2 separate regions of the Homo sapiens genome follow, and region 2 is linked to region 1. The links are chromatin contacts, found by Hi-C or POLR2A ChIA-PET in ENCODE. All regions are on one chromosome and are shown on one strand. The core of a region is the stretch at or near the end of the contact, and the rest is flanking DNA. Distances in the headings are between cores, read along the strand shown. Region 1 holds the start of CFAP300 (cilia and flagella associated protein 300). Region 2 has its middle 37 kb from the start of CFAP300.

What was found. Hi-C counts contacts between places; a loop is a spot of excess contacts on that map. ChIA-PET counts read pairs that join two places held with the same protein, here RNA polymerase II (POLR2A). Pooled maps may share reads with other maps.
Region 2: a map of mammary epithelial cell shows a loop between it and region 1 (2.2-fold over the local background). The contact joins the enhancer-like site here to the promoter of CFAP300 in region 1. A Hi-C loop is called at or near these places in 2 of 168 maps with a recorded cell type or tissue (Caco-2 and mammary epithelial cell) and 2 of 50 pooled maps. POLR2A ChIA-PET finds 5 or more read pairs at or near these places in 3 of 52 experiments (A549, MCF 10A and WTC11).

What each region holds. Positions count from the first base shown.
Region 1 is chr11:102,042,839-102,050,609 of GRCh38, forward strand. CFAP300 (cilia and flagella associated protein 300) reads left to right here and starts at 4,599. Exons shown (of 7, transcript NM_032930.3): 1 at 4,599-4,742; 2 at 4,977-5,058. The coding sequence starts at 4,633.
Region 2 is chr11:102,006,811-102,014,581 of GRCh38, forward strand. No RefSeq gene overlaps it. Among named protein-coding and RNA genes, the nearest start is that of CFAP300, 37 kb to the right of the region's middle. RefSeq lists enhancers at 3,201-3,827, 4,113-5,312. Within about 2 kb of position 4,446, at least 6 of the 41 ENCODE cell types and tissues checked have a DNase peak (open chromatin) inside an H3K27ac peak, as active enhancers do; they include mammary epithelial cell, where a contact is called at or near this core.

The DNA.
Region 1 (7,771 bases), core at 3,349-5,848:
AACCAGAGCAAAGCTCCATCTGAAAAAAAAAAAAAGAATAACATCGATAAACCACTGGCAAGGGTGGTCAAGAAAAAAAGAAAATAAATAAATCATCAATATTAAAACTAAAAAATAACGCCATTATAGATTCCACAAACATTTAAAAGATAAGTTTTTAAATGTAAGAAATAATATTATGCTAATAAAATTGAAAATCTAGATGAGGTGTTCAAATTCCTTAAAAACTATAACAGTCATAGATGGAGTTTTCTTTTTGGCACAATTTTAAAAAGCATTTAAGAAATACATATTACCAATATTATAGAAAGTTTAGGCTGGGCACGGTGGTTCACGCCTGTAATCCCAGCACTTTGGGAGGCCGAGGCAGGAGGATCACTTGAGGTCATGAGTTCAAGACCAGCCTGGTCAACATGGAGAAACCCAGTCTCTACTAAAAATACAAAAATTAGTCAGGCATGGTAATGTACACCTGTAATCCCAGCTACTCAGGAGGCTGAGGTAGGAGAATCTCTTGAACCTGGGAGGCGGAGGTTGCAGTGAGCCAAAATCGTGCCACTGCACTCCAGCCTGGGCGACAGAGGAAAACTTCATCTCAAAAAAAAAAAAAAAGTTTAGCAATAGAAAATTAGACAAAACTTTTCAACTCCTTGTAGAAGGTCAGGAAAACATTAATAGTAGTAAAACTTAACAAGCATATAACGGTCAGGAAGATCACAAACCAATATCTCTCATGAACATAGAATCAAACATCTTAAACATGGTATTATCACATTTAATAATGTGCTTTTAAGAAAAGTATAACAAACTGGGGCTTATTATATAAATGCAAAGTTGGCTTCACAGTAACAAAACAAATTAGTTTACTACATTAACAGAATAAAGAAGAAAAAACATATGGTCAATTTGGTAAATGTGAAAAAAATTAACGCTTTTACATAATTTTTTAAATCTCAAAAAAAATTGATGGAAATTTTCTCAATTTGATAACAGGTATCAACTAAAACACCTACAGTTTATACCCTATGTAATGGTAAAAAAAAATTTAATCAAAAAATAAACATAAACATAAACACAAAAATAAATAACCCAAAACCGAACATTTTTGCTATGATGTTGTAAACAAAGCAAGAATGTCCTCTACTACCACTTCTTTTTTAACATTATCCTGGACATCATAGCCAGTGCACTAAAGTAATTGGGGGCAGCTGGGGGGGTGGCACAAATATTAAACAAAATGAAGTAAAGCTCTTCTTATAACCAGATACCACAATTGTGTATAGAGAAACTCCAAAAAAAACTAACAATCCATGAGAAATAAAAAGATAATTTAGCAAGGTGTCTGGATACAACATCAATATACAAAATAAATTGTATAACTATATAATACAACAAACAGGAAGAAAATAAGCATTTTAAAGTGTCACTTATAATAGCACCAAAAAAATGCAATTTTTTTTTTTTTTGAGACAGATTCTCACTTCGTCACCCAGACTAGAGTGCAGTGGTGTGATCTCGGCTCACTGGAACCTGCACCTCCGGGTTCAAGTGATTCTCATGCCTCAGCCTAGTATCTGGGATTACAGGCATGTGCCATCACACTCAGCTAATGTTTTTGTATTTCCAGTAGAGACAGGGTTTCACCATGTTGCCCAGGCTGGTCTTGATTCCTGGTCTCAAGTGATCTGCCTGCCACAGCCTCCCAACATGCTGGGATTACAGGCATAAGCTACCACTTCCGGACTAAAATAGGGTTTTTCAACCTTGGTACTATCAACATTTTGAGCCAGATCAGTCTTTGTTGTGGGGGCCTATCCCGTACATTGCAGGATGTTTAGCAGGATAGTTGATCTTTACCCACTAGATGCCAACAGCACTTCTCACCTCAGTTGGGACATATCTCAACATTGTTGAGTGTCCCTGAGGGAAGCAAAATTAACCTTGATTGAGAATCATTGATCTAATGAAAGATATCAATACTCTTCCACTCAATACTATAAAATATTGTTGACAGAAATTAAAGATCTAAATAAATAGATATTTATTATAGTTTAGAAGACAATATTGTTACAAGGTTAATTCTCCTTAAATTCATGTAGATAGTCAATGCAATTCCAATTAAAATCCCATCAGATGGGCAGGGCACAGTGGCTCACGCCTGTAATCCCAGCACTTTGGGAGGCTGAGGCAGGTGGATCACCGGAGGTCAGGAGTTCAAGACCAGCCTGGTCAATGTGGTGAAACACCGTCTGTACTAAAAATACAAAAATTAGCCAGGCGTGGTGGCGGGCACCTATAATCCCAGCTACTCCAGAGGCTGAGGCAGGAGAATCACTTGAACCTGGGAGGCGGAGGTTGCCATGAGCCGAGATCACGCCATTGCACTCCAGCCTGGGTGACAAGAGTGAAACTCTTGTCTCAAAAAAAAAAAAAAAAAAAAATCCCATCAGGTTTCTTTGATGGAAAATGATAAACCCAATTTAAAATTTATACAGAAATGAAACAGCAACAGCCTATGCAATCTTGAAGAAAAAGAATAACAAAGTTAGACAACTTATACCATCAGATATCACATCTTTATATAATCCTACAGTAATTAACACAATGTGGCATTTGTGTAAGGACAGTCCAATAAACTGAATAGAAAGAACAAAAACACTCACTTGATTTTTTTTTTAAGTGCCACAGCAATTCACTGGATTAGAAATAGTCTTACCAATATATAGAGCTGCGTCTACTGAAAAACCACAGGGAAAGAACTAATCTTCAGCTTCAAAAAATTATTTTGAGATGGATTATGGACATAAATGCGAGACTATCTTCTTGACTTTGTTTAGGCAGAAATCAAACCTGACACATAAAAAAGAAAGTTGATAAATTCAACTTCATTAAAATTAAGAATTTCTGAGCATCAAAGCTACAGGCAAGCTACAAGCAAAGAGAATGTTCGCAATATGTATATCTGGCAATGGGCTCATATCCATATTATATAAAAACTTCCTAAACATTAGTAAGAAAAAGACTGACAACCCTTCTTCCTCCTAATGGACAAAACACTCAAATAGGCATTTCACTAAAGAAGATATCCAAATGACCCAGCATATTGCAAAGTTGCTCAGCAACATTAACTATCAAGGAAATGCAAACTGAAATCACAATAAAAAATTAATACAAACTCCCTAGAATGGCTAAAATTTTAAAAGACTGGCAATACTATGTGTTGGCAAGGATGTTGAACAACGGGAAATCTCATTCATTGCTGGTTGGGATGTAAACTGATCTTTAGAAAACTTTTTGACAGTATGTAGTAAAGCTAGACATACTTATGCCATGTAACTGAGCAATTCCAATCCTGGATGTATTTCCAACAGAAATGGTGCATAAGTCCATCTAAAGGCATACACAGGAATGTTCATAGCTGCTTTCATAACAACCTCAAAGAGGAAACAGCCCAAAAGGATAAACTGTAGTATAGTCAAGTAACAGAATACTAAACATCAATGAAAAGGAATAATCTATCTCTCTCTCCCTCTGTTTCTCTTTTTTGTCTTTGTTCCCTGTCTCTTCTTCTGCTAATGCTGTTAAAAAATAATCAAGTTCTTAAGGGCTAGGGGAAAAGGAGAGAAAGCAACGAGATGGAAAAGAACTATCCCTCCATTCTGAAGTCCAAATGCACTGCTATAAGGCAAAAATAAAAACCATAGAAACAGGCCGGGTGCGGTGGCTCAAGCCTGTAATCCCAACACCTTGGGAGGCCGAGGCGGGCGGATCACTCGAGGTCAGGAGTTCGAGACCAGCCTGGCCAACATGGGGAAACCCTGTCTCTACTAAAAATACAAAAACTTAGCCTGTAATCCCAGGTACTCAGGATGCTGAAGCAGGAGAATCACTTGAATCCGGGAGGCGGAGGTTGCAGTGAGCCGAGATCGCGCCACTGCACTCCAGCCTGAGCAACAGAGCGAGACTCCATCTCAAAAAAAAAAAAAAGTAGAAACGAAGATAATTTTCAATAGAAAATAAGAAAAGTGTGTTTTCTATTAAACAGCACGCATACCAGAACAAAAGTGGTCTAAAAAACAAAAATAAATAAACAGCATGTTGTAATGTACTGTGTATGGAAACATTTTTTTTTTTTTTTTGGCCTTCAAGTGTACATTTTAAGGAAAAAAAAAAAAAAACAGATGGTAAAACAGAATAGTTTCCTAAGTAGTCACATAGACATTTGTCTTCCAAAATAGATAAACCTAATTAATTCAGAATAATCTTTTCTTCAGAAACGTTTGAGTCATCAAACGTAGATAACTGTAAATCTGAGGTTATAGCTCTTGAGACTAGAATATTAACCCATGCTGAGTAATTATTATTAAAAGTTAATGTCAACAAGTATCGATTGGCAATTTGTCTCCATCCCCGACCCCTAGTTTCCCTAACCGCCAAGCCCGGGGTTGGGGAGTGGAGTGGCACAAGCTCCTGGGAAAGACAGGCTAACCTCCCTCCCTGCACCCGCGGCGGCAAGGCCGGAACTCCTGGGTCCCTAGAGACGTGTGGCCCCGCCCCCGCAGCGTCGCTCCGACACGACGGCCGCCGCGTCTCCATGGAAACGGCCCAGGCATCCACCCAGCCGAGAGCACGATGGCTACTGGGGAGCTCGGGGACTTGGGTGGCTACTACTTCAGGTTCTTGCCTCAGAAAACCTTCCAGTCTCTGAGCTCTAAGGAGATCACCAGCCGGCTCCGCCAGTGGTGAGGAACCGAGGCACAGGGAGAGAAGAGGCCCTTGGTCTTCGCGGCTGTGGAGGCGCAGGCCGGGCGTCGAGGGGCCCGCGCGGGTCGGCGCCATTCTGAGTGAACCCTGAGGCTTCCTGAGTGAACCCCGAACCACCCGGGAAGGGCGGATGCTGTGGGTGGGATCGGTTATCGGTGCGCTCTGAGAGGGTGCCAGCCCCCAGATGATTTCTTTTTCCTCCTCTGCCCCAGGTCCATGCTGGGCAGAATCAAGGCGCAGGCGTTCGGCTTTGACCAGACCTTTCAGTCCTATCGGAAGGATGATTTCGTTATGGTTAGTATGGGGGTCGGAGAGTTCCCTGGGTCTCTGCGGATTTTTAAACTTCCCCCCAAGTTGGCATAGATTCTTGTGAACACGCTATTCCTTACTGACGTCGTTTTCTTGGCGTTTGGGAGTAATAAAAGGTGCAAATGATTTTTTTAAAGGAACTTTTACGTTTCGAATCAGTCATCATAAATTTGTTTGCCATTTAGTTCATTCTTTCTCTACTTTCAGCATCTTGTATCTTGCCTCGGGGAACTTTGCAGTTCTGGAAGATCGCGCGCTCTCTAGAAGATTAGTTTCTCCCTTTGTTTATTTTTGTTTCATTTTATTTTGTTTTATTTTATTTTATTTACTTATTTTTTGAAACAGGGTCTTTCTCTGTCACCCAGGCTGAATAAAGTGCAGTAGCACCATCTCAGCTCACTGCAGCCTGGACCTCCCGGGCTCAAGCTTCCTGAATAGCTGGGACTACAGGTGCAGGCCACCACGTCCAGCTAATTAAAAAAAATTTTTTTAGAGGCAGAGTCTCACTATGTTACCCAGGCTAGTCTTGAATCCCCGGGCTCCCAAAGTGCTGGGGAGTACAGGCGAGCCACCACCCCCAGCCTCTCTTTTTCAATAGGCACATCTCATTTTAAAATATTTTAAATATTATCACACAGCTTTATCGCCGCTTTATTTACTAGCTCCAAATTACTTTCGATTTTTTTCTCAACATCACACCCACTCTGAGAACTGGGCTTCAGGCTCTACCAACAGTTCCAAATGAGGAATTCCCCCAAAAAAGTATGAAGCCGTAGCACAGTGATTTGAATAAGTCTTTTGACTACTAGAGGTGACTACTTTGAGAGAGGTAAAACTCACTTGAAAGTTTAAGTTTTGGTGTGTTTGTTAAAATTTAGTCCATTATTTTCAATCCTGTTTTTTTTTTCTCCTCAATCAAATGGAAAATACTGTTACAGTTTATGAAGTTATCTTCATTCTCTGCCATTCATGTCCTTCATGCATTGACTGTAGTTTATAGTTTGGCATAACAAACACTTCCTGAGGGCCTATCATGTGCTAGGAATTCCTTCCAGTGCTGGGGATACGAGGAGGAACAAGACAAGAGCCCAGCTGTCAAAGATTGTACGGGCCTTGGCAAGACTACAATAAATGAAAAAACAATCTGATTATTTCATATAGTGATAAGGGCAGTAAAGAAAATAGGAGGAAATGGAGAAAGGAGAACATTAGGTAGGATTGTGTCATAGTTCTGGAGGCTAGAAGTCTTAAATCAAGGTGCTGGCAGGGCCATCATTCCTCTGAAACCTGTAGGGGAGAATCCATCCTTGCCTCTTCCTGCCTTCTGGCGGTTGCCACCCTCCCTTGGCGTCCTTTAGTTTGCAGCTGCAGAACTTTCTTCTCTTCCTGTCAGTCCCATAGCCTTTTCCCTTCATATGTCTGCATCTCTTCTTCTTATAGAGACACCAGTCATATTGAATTAAGGGCCCCGCATAACCTCATCTTAATTAATTACATCAGCAACAACGCTAATTCCAACTAAGGTCACTTTGTGATATTTCAGGAAGGATGTAAATTTTGGGGGGACACTATCAACCCATAACAGAGAGTAAATTGGTTAAATGTCTACCTCCCTTTCCCTAAGATGGTGTTATAGTGCCATTATATTATAATGCTACTGATAATGACATTAATAACATTTCTCAAATACTCATGGTTAGATTATTATGTAGTTTTTTATATTTTTTATTTATACCAGTACTGGCTGTCTATAATTTTTTTTAAAGATCAGGATTTGAGGACACTGAATTTTAGAATACTGTAAAAATTTTAGTATAATTCATTTATTCAATAAATATTTGTTGAATATTTACTGTGTCCCTCTAGAGGGTATAAAAAGATGAAGAGACCTGATCCCAGCTTACAAGGCATGTATAGTTTGGGGAGCTAGAAATGTTAAGAAAAAAAAAAAGTCTGAGGCAGGGCATGGTGGCTCACAACTGTAATCCCAGCACTTTGGGAGGCTGAGGCAGGAGGATCACTTGAGCCCAGGAGTTTGAGACCAGCCTGGGCAACATAGTGAGATCCTGTGGCTATTTTTTAAAAATTTTTTAATTAGCTGGGTGTGGTGGCACACACCTGTAGTCCTAGCTACTTGCGGGGCTGAGGTGGGAGGATTACTTGAGCTATGATCGCACCTCTGCACCATAGCCTGGGTGACAAAGTAAGACCCTGTCTCAAAAAAAAAATAATTTCTCTATTACTTTATGAAGTATTTTTCTATAGCAGTAGTGACTCCAGTGTGCACAGATTCAGCTGTCAGCACTTTTTATATTATGTTTATCATTAATCTTTACAACAATCTGCCAGGTTTGGTGTTCTGACTCCCATTTTATAGCTTAAAATTCAGAAAGGTTACATAATTTATGCAAAAACATTCAACAAAGGGCAGAACCCAGGCATTTTGACTCTAGAAACCATGCTGTTTCTACAACAAAAACTCACTACTGAACAGAGGGTATTGTTTAAACTAGAATTCCAGATTTTGAATTTTCCCTTTCAATTTAAAAACAAATTATGTTCCAAAAATGTATTTCTGAGATGATAAATGGATGGAAGGAAACATTTATCTGGCAAACATCTCTTTAGTTCCTAGGTCTATATAGATGAATAGACACAATTAAAGGGAGGGAAATACCAAAAATTGCATTGCAGAGAG
Region 2 (7,771 bases), core at 3,196-5,695, 36 kb before region 1:
CAGGCATTCACCACCACACCTGGCTAATTTTATATTTTTAGTAGAGATGGGGTTTCACCATGTTGGCCAGGCCGGTCTCGAACTCCTGTCCTCAGGTGATCTGTCTGCCTTGGCCTCCCTAAGTGCTGGGATTACAGGTGTGAGCCACCGCACCCGGCTGGCACCCTGTCTTCTTAATACCAAAGGTGTCAGCATCATTAGCTGCTAGCCAAATGGCAAACAAAACCACTTTACCTACTTGGCCAAGTAAATATTGCGAAAGTAAGGAAGGGATGGAAAAATAAAGGTTATTTAGTCTTAGCTATTGTATTCCTAAAGTAAATATAATCTTGCAAGTCATCATGGGGAAAATAACTAGGGAAACCTAAATTATCCTCCAAAATTCCCTTTGCCTTTCATATTCAATAAAGCCTAACCCTCCCTCACCATCAATAAGTCAGTCTGTCTTTGGTTTGCTTTGGCGGTTGAATAGCTGCTACGTTAGTGGCATATACAAAATGAGAGGGTAGAAGATCAATAGAGAGATTATGTAAGAAAGAAATTCATTACAGTATCTCTTTATAGCACTTCTATTTGCTTATTGACTAAATATTTATGTTAAGCACTGTCTATGTGCCAGGCACTATACCCCAGCTACAGAAAAAAAAAAAAAAAAAAAATGAATGATATATTCCCTGCCCTCCAGTAGTTCAGTTTCCTGGGGGAATGAGACATAAGTAATCAACTGTAATAGGGCTGAACTTGACCCTAAAGGAGTCAAGTGGAGAAAGCACATATTTTTTTCTGTCTGGGAAAGTCAGGATATTGGGGCTTAAAGTATAAGTTGCGGTTCACCAGGCAGAGAGGGACACAAAAAATATTCCAGGAAGACAGAACAGTATGTTCAAGGTGACTACAAGTAGCTCAGCATGATTGCAGTTCAGGTTGCAAGTTGGGGAGTGGCAGGATATGAGGCTGGAAAGGCAAACATAAGCCCAAATGACATGCATAACTGCCTTGTAATATCACACTTACCTTCTCACTGCATTCTAGAACATGTCTTATTCATCAATGTCTCCCTAACTCAATGTGTGCCATGTAATAGGTCCTCAAATAACAGTACATTAACAGCCCGACAATCTTTTTAAATGTAATTTTATGTCTATCATAATCAGTTGTAAAACTAGGTCAACTTGTATTAAGCTGTTAGTTGGCCTTTTTTAAAACTAATGTAATGACTGCCCTCTAGTGGTTATAAAACAATAAACTTTTCTATCAGTCAATGCCAGTAGCTTTCACTCTTTCCAGTAAGAAAACTTAACTAAGGCATGCCCTTTGATATTTTTATATTCTATTGTATTTTATTTTAAAAAAATGTTGGTTACAAGGAATAATATATCTTCACCCACTAATAGCTTGCCATCCAGTTTGACAACGAGTGTTCTCTGAGAACACTTGGTTTAATATATTAACTATGTCATATAGACTATGGTTTATGATTTAATTTATTCTGAAAGTAGATATGATTTAACGTTTTCTGAAATAGTAGGCTGCTTAAGTTTAACAATACAGATAATATAAATAATACAAATAAAATTCCCCATACACTAATACTAATCATACCTACCAAATATATTATCTTTTCTATTAGTAACTTACATACATTTCACATGTATTACCTCAAAAAAGTCTCTACTACAAATCTGTGTTTACTTTCATTCTTCAGAGTTGCAGACTGAATTTCCTCAGTCATAACAAGACTTACAATAAAGTTATGAAATATAGCTTATTGCTATAATAGGAAAAATAAGAAAACATTCTATAAGGTGATAAACAGGGAAACTGTTAAATTATGGTACATTTATATGATGACTATTACACAGCCATTAAAATTATATTTTCAAAGAATATTTAATGAATTAAAGAAATAACAATGATTCGTTGCTAAGTGGAAAGAGAGGGACCTGGAGCTATACTTAGAGTGTCTCAACCATGGGAGGAAATAAACACATCAAGAAAGAAAAGCCAGGAAATTAATGCAATCAAATATCAGGAGTGGTTTCTCTGCAATCAGATTCCAGGTGATTTTCATTTTTTCTTAATACTTTTTTTTTATATTTTTCACACTATCTACATTGTGCATGTGTAACTTCAGAGAAGTCCAAAAAAATTAAAAGCAAATGAAATTGTCTCCTTTGATAAAAGTGTACACATGAAAGAGAAAGAATGCCCCTCAAAGTCTGCCTTTCCAGATGTCCTGTGTAGCTGAATTACAGACCCTGTAACAGATTTTCTATACTGGAGGATGAGTTTGCTTGTCACAAAAGCATCTTCCAGGGTATTCCTTATCTACAAATATTCGTAAAAGGAGGCCTGGACCTTCAGAATCAGAAGATGAGTAGGTATAATTTTGTGTTATCTCCTGTATATAAGTATCAGTCAAAACAAACTCTCCAAGAACTTTATCTTGGAAAGGTTACATCAGTCTGAGTTTTGTTCCATTGGATGGCCCTTTTTTTTTTTAATTTTTTTAAAGAGATGGGGTCTTGCCATGTTGCCCAGGCTAGTCTCAAACTCCTGGGCTCAAGCAATCTTCCTGCCATCCAGGCCAGGCACAGTGGCACTTTTGACTGCAAAGTATGAAAGCACTAAGAGTATTGCTCTACAGAATGGTAAATATGATATGCAATTTTAAATTAATTTATATTAAAAGGTTGCCAAAGTTATCAATGTTGCTTATATTTCCTAAAATGGATTATGACCTAAACAATATTTATGAACACCTAAAACTCATTAAAAATCTCTTTTCCATTTTTAATATTTTATCCTCATATTTTATTGTATATGCAGTCGTTGTCATAATGCCTTTCTTCCAGAGATTTTTTACAATGCCTTTTTTTAAAGATTAAGTAGAAAACTTTCCAAGAATTTCAAATAATTTTAAAGAAAGAAATTTATACATCAGCCACTCCATCTAACTCTTCATATTAAAGATGAAATCCAAGTACTTTTTAAATGACATTAGTTAAAGCTTCCAATGTCCACGGAAATAAAACTAGTATTTTGCCTTTTTGGTTTCTCCAGCCCAGCAAAGAAAGAATGAAAAAAATATTTGCAGAAAGTGAGAACTTTGTAAGTTACTGCATTGATCAGAAATCAATTCAAAGCTATGTAATACGTATTCACTCAATACAACTTTACTGAGTACCTCTTAAATCATCTCTATGCTTGGGACCAGGGACTCCAATAGAGATCAAATACAATCCCACTAATCAAAACATTTAGCCTATGAGATCTTAAAGACCGGCAAACAGGCAATTACAGCAAAGTGTGAGTGAACACAGATTATAATGAGATTGCCTAGAAGGGCCATCTAATCCAGGACTTGGGCTGTGAAGGCAGGCTTTCTGGAAAATGTGACTACCAAAGTGAGGGCTGAAGGATGGGTTAGACAAGCAAGGATGGAAGAGGATGTAATTTCAGGCATTAGAAACAGCATGTGTCAAACTCAGCCTGCTTTGCCCATACTTCATAAATCTCCAAATCAAACAGGGCTTTCAGGCAAGAGAGCAATTGGAAGCATTATTATACCTCTGCTCTTTCCTGAAGCCCTACTTAAATCACAAGGATTAAAAAGGACAGATAGCAGCCAGGCACGGTGGGTCATGCCTGTAATCTCAGCACTTTGGGAGGCTGAGGCAGACGGATCACCTGAAGTCAGGAGTTTGAGACCAGCCTGGCCAACCTAGTGAAACCCCGTCTCTACTGAAAATACAAAAAAATTATCCAGGCGTGGTGTCAGGCACCTGTAATCCCAGCTACTCGGGAGGCTGAGGCAGGAGATTCGGTTGGACCCGGAAGGCAGAGGTTGCAGTGAGCCGAGATCGCGCCACTGCACGACAGCCTGGGCGACAGAGTGAGACTCTGTCTCAAAAAAACAGAGAAAGAGATACCCTAGATGTCTCAATTGTTGTAAGTAATAATAAAATAAAAGGAGGGAGTACAAGACAAAGAGAAAACAAGGGAAGACAGCGCCAAAACTTGGAAGGTTAGAAAGCAGGTGATGAAGTGGTAACTGATTTAGATAATCAAAGAAAGCTAAAACCTATGCTGGCAGTAGGGGAAGCCTAAAGCAAGCCAGTCTTTCCTGCAAAACCAGAAAGGCCCAGGTTTGAAAGTCATCCGGTAGTTCTGCAAACTGGGGGTAAAGGTAAGACTGAAACAGTAATGATTAGTTGGAAGTCTGTTAGACAAACAGTTAAACCCCAGATCCAAATGTCATGCAAGACAGCTGGACCACTCTCCTTCTTTTGCCAAAGCAGGAACATTTAACTTTAAAACTATGAATAAACGAGAATTTCTTTAACCCATTAGAAGGCATTTAGTGGTTGCTGAGGGCTTGCTGCTGAGATAGTCCCGTCAGGACCTGAGGAGTCTTTCCCCAGCTGACAGGAATGTCGGCGGCTGACAGCTCTCAGCTGAGTCACTCTCCAGGCATTTCCCGCAGGCCAAGAGACTCCTCACACGGGGCCACACCCAGTCCCTGAGGGCCGCCCTTATCCAATGCCTGGTTGATGTGGGGCATGAAGTCCTGGCCCCTTTGCCTCAAGGTAGGTCCGTTTTGAAAGGCACGACTGCACACCAGCAAGAAACGACCAAAAAAAAAAATTTGTAACTTTTTAAAAGATACCATTTACAAAAATAACCAAATTTAAAATGCCAACTCTGAATCTTTAAAAAGATATGCAAGCCTTTTCTGGAAAAAAGATTAAAATATTGAAAGACATTTTAAAAGATTTAAATAAATGGATGTATATACCATATCCTTGGATTTGAAAACTCAATATCATGTCAGTTCCTCCCATTGATATTAAACATTCAATGCAATTCCAACTAAAACACTCAAGGCCTGTTTGTGGAATTTGACAAGATGATCTAAAAATTTATGTGAAAGAGGAAAGAACAAGAATAGCCCAGATACACCTGTGTCCGAAGACTAACGTGGAGGTACTTGCCCTATCAAATAACAAGACTTTTTGTTTTTCTCTCCTTTTTTTGACACAGAATCTTGCTCTGTCACCCACGCTGGAGTGCAGTGGCACTATCTCAGCTCACTGCAACCTCCACCTCCCGGGTTCGAGTGATTTTCCTGCCTCAGCCACCCAAGTAGCTGGGATTATAGGCATGCACCACCACGCCAGGCTAATTTTTGTATTTTTAGTGGAAACAGCATTTTGCCATGTTGGCCAGGCTGGTCTCAAACTTCTGGCCTCAAGTGATCCATCAACCTCAGCCTCCCAAAGTGTTGGGATTACAGGCGTGAGCCATGGCACCCAGCAAAAGCTCTTATAATTAAGATAATGTGGTACTGGCACAAGATACATATAAAAATCAATAAAGTACATATTAAAAATCAAAATACATATAAAAATAAATAAAAACTCTTGCAAATAAACCTGATTTACAGCAAAGCAGGCGTTGTATCAAGCTACAATAGCTATGGTAGTTATGAACACGCACCGCTCAGATTTCCTTTCAAGAGATAACCTGCGCAAAAGAGACTGTTGGCTGACAGCCCCTACCTGCTGTACCTCCTGCATCCACCATGGTGTTCACATCAATGCCTTTCTCCCCGCAGACTGTTCCCAGTGACTGAACATTGTGGAAGACTGTGGAAAATTGTGGGTGTCCCAGAAACAGACAATTCTTAACCAGTGAGGGACTTCTCTGGTGGATAGTCTTTACATATGGGTGCCTCAATAGGCCTGGGCAAGACTTCCTTTTTCAGAGCTACTTCTTCCTTCCCATGCTCTTTTCACATGTGTCAGACACACATCATAACATCATAACCTTTATCCTTCACAGGTGTTTCTTCCCAATAAATCTCATACACCTCTAATTCCATCTTGAGATCTGCTTTTCAGAGGAACTTAACTGACATAGTTGGTACCAGGAACAGTCCAAGAAAGCAGGCTAAAAGGTGGAGATTGGGGATGGAATCACTGAATGGCAAGGAAAACCCCATGCTGAGTGGAGAGTGGGTCACAGATTGTCCCTGGCTCAAGGTAGTGGCTCGACTGCCACTATTTCACAGGTGATGACCTGGGGAAACATTCCCTGAGAAAAACAGGCTTGCCAATTCAAGAATCCAGGCATTTAAAAGATGCAGTGGGACTAACACCTGCAAAGACAGTAGCTAGTTATTACTAAGTTGAATTGAAAACCTTCAGAGTGATGAGAAACTGAGAGCAGTTAACAACTAAAGGTTAAGTATGAGAGCCAGGATGCACTTGCGGTGGTATTGCTTACAAAGAGATCCTTATCACCCTGCAGTGGAAGAGAGCTCAGCTGCGGGGCAATCATAGGACTTAGAATAAGGAGCTGCAGAGGCATTTATCAGGCAAGGCAGATCTGTCACAAAAAGACCAGAGCCCTGAAACATCTGGGTGGGTAGCCCCAAGAATTCCTGGTCACTGGATTCCCAAATCGGTGCCTATCTCTCCTACCATTAGGAGACTGCAGGAACCAACAAGATCTCAGTGATGCTGCTGCCTCTTCCTGCAGATCCTTCTTGCAGATCCTTCAGACCTAGAACTTCCCCAGCTGTATTGGGCTGGGATTTAACACTAGTTATCTGCTTGTCAGCAGACGGAGGGTAACTGTGAGGGGTTTCTGGCTGCCTTGTGGTGGAAAGGCCTCAGTAGGGTCTTCTCAGGTGGAGTAAATGCTAGCTCTTAACAAGGAGTAGTGAGAGAGGGGCACTGATATCACGAAGAACTTCAGTGGTGGCTCTGCTCTGTAGGCCAGGACTGAAGGTATGAGAGGAGATCAAGCCTCCTCTATTACAGAGCTGGGCTCCTTAATTGTAGCGAGCATGATGAGCCCCCAGAGTAAGAGAGACCAGGTAACTGCCAGAAGCCAGGGGCCACAGTTACTCTAAAAACCAGCAAGGTTAAAGAAGCAGCAGAGGGGGCTTGGTTGTCAGGCAGTTGTAGAAATGATGAATATAATTTGGAGTTTCTAGGGTCCAAACAAGTTGGCACCCTACAAGGGTACTACTTAACATCTACAATCAAAACAAGTAAAGAATGGAGGAGTAGGTAGCTTAGGACAGTGGTCCCAATAAAAATTATAATATCTTGCTCAGTTTCCAGACCTGAGCCTTTTTATTTAAGACAGAGTCTTGCTCTGTCGCCCAGGCTGGAGTGCAGTGGCACGATCTCGGCTCACCACAACCTCCACCTCCTGGGTTCAAGTGATTCTCCTGCCTCAGCCTCCTAAGTACCTGGGATTACGGGCACATGCCACCATGCCCGGCTACTTTTTTATATTTTTGATAGACACAAGGTTTCACCATGTTGGCCAGGCTGGTATCAAACTCCTGACCTCAAGTGATTCGCCCACCTCGGCCTCCCAAAGTGCTGGGATTACAGGCATGAGCCACCGCACCCGGCCTGAGCCAATTTTTTTTTTTTTTTTTTGAGACGGAGTCTCACTCTGTCGCCCAGGCTGGAGTGCAGTGGGCGCCATCTCAGCTCACTGCAAGCTCCGCCTCCCGGGTTCACGCCATTCTCTCGCCTCAGCGCCCCCGGAGTAGCTGGGACTACAGGCGCCCGCCACAGCGCCCGGCTAATTTTTTGTATTTTTAGTAGAGACGGGGTTTCACCGTGTTAGCCAGGATGGTCTCGATCTCCTGACCTCGTGATCCACCCGCCTCGGCCTCCTAAAGTGCTGGGATTACAGGCGTGAGCCACTGCGCCCGGCCCCTATTTTTAAACTGAAACCCATTAAA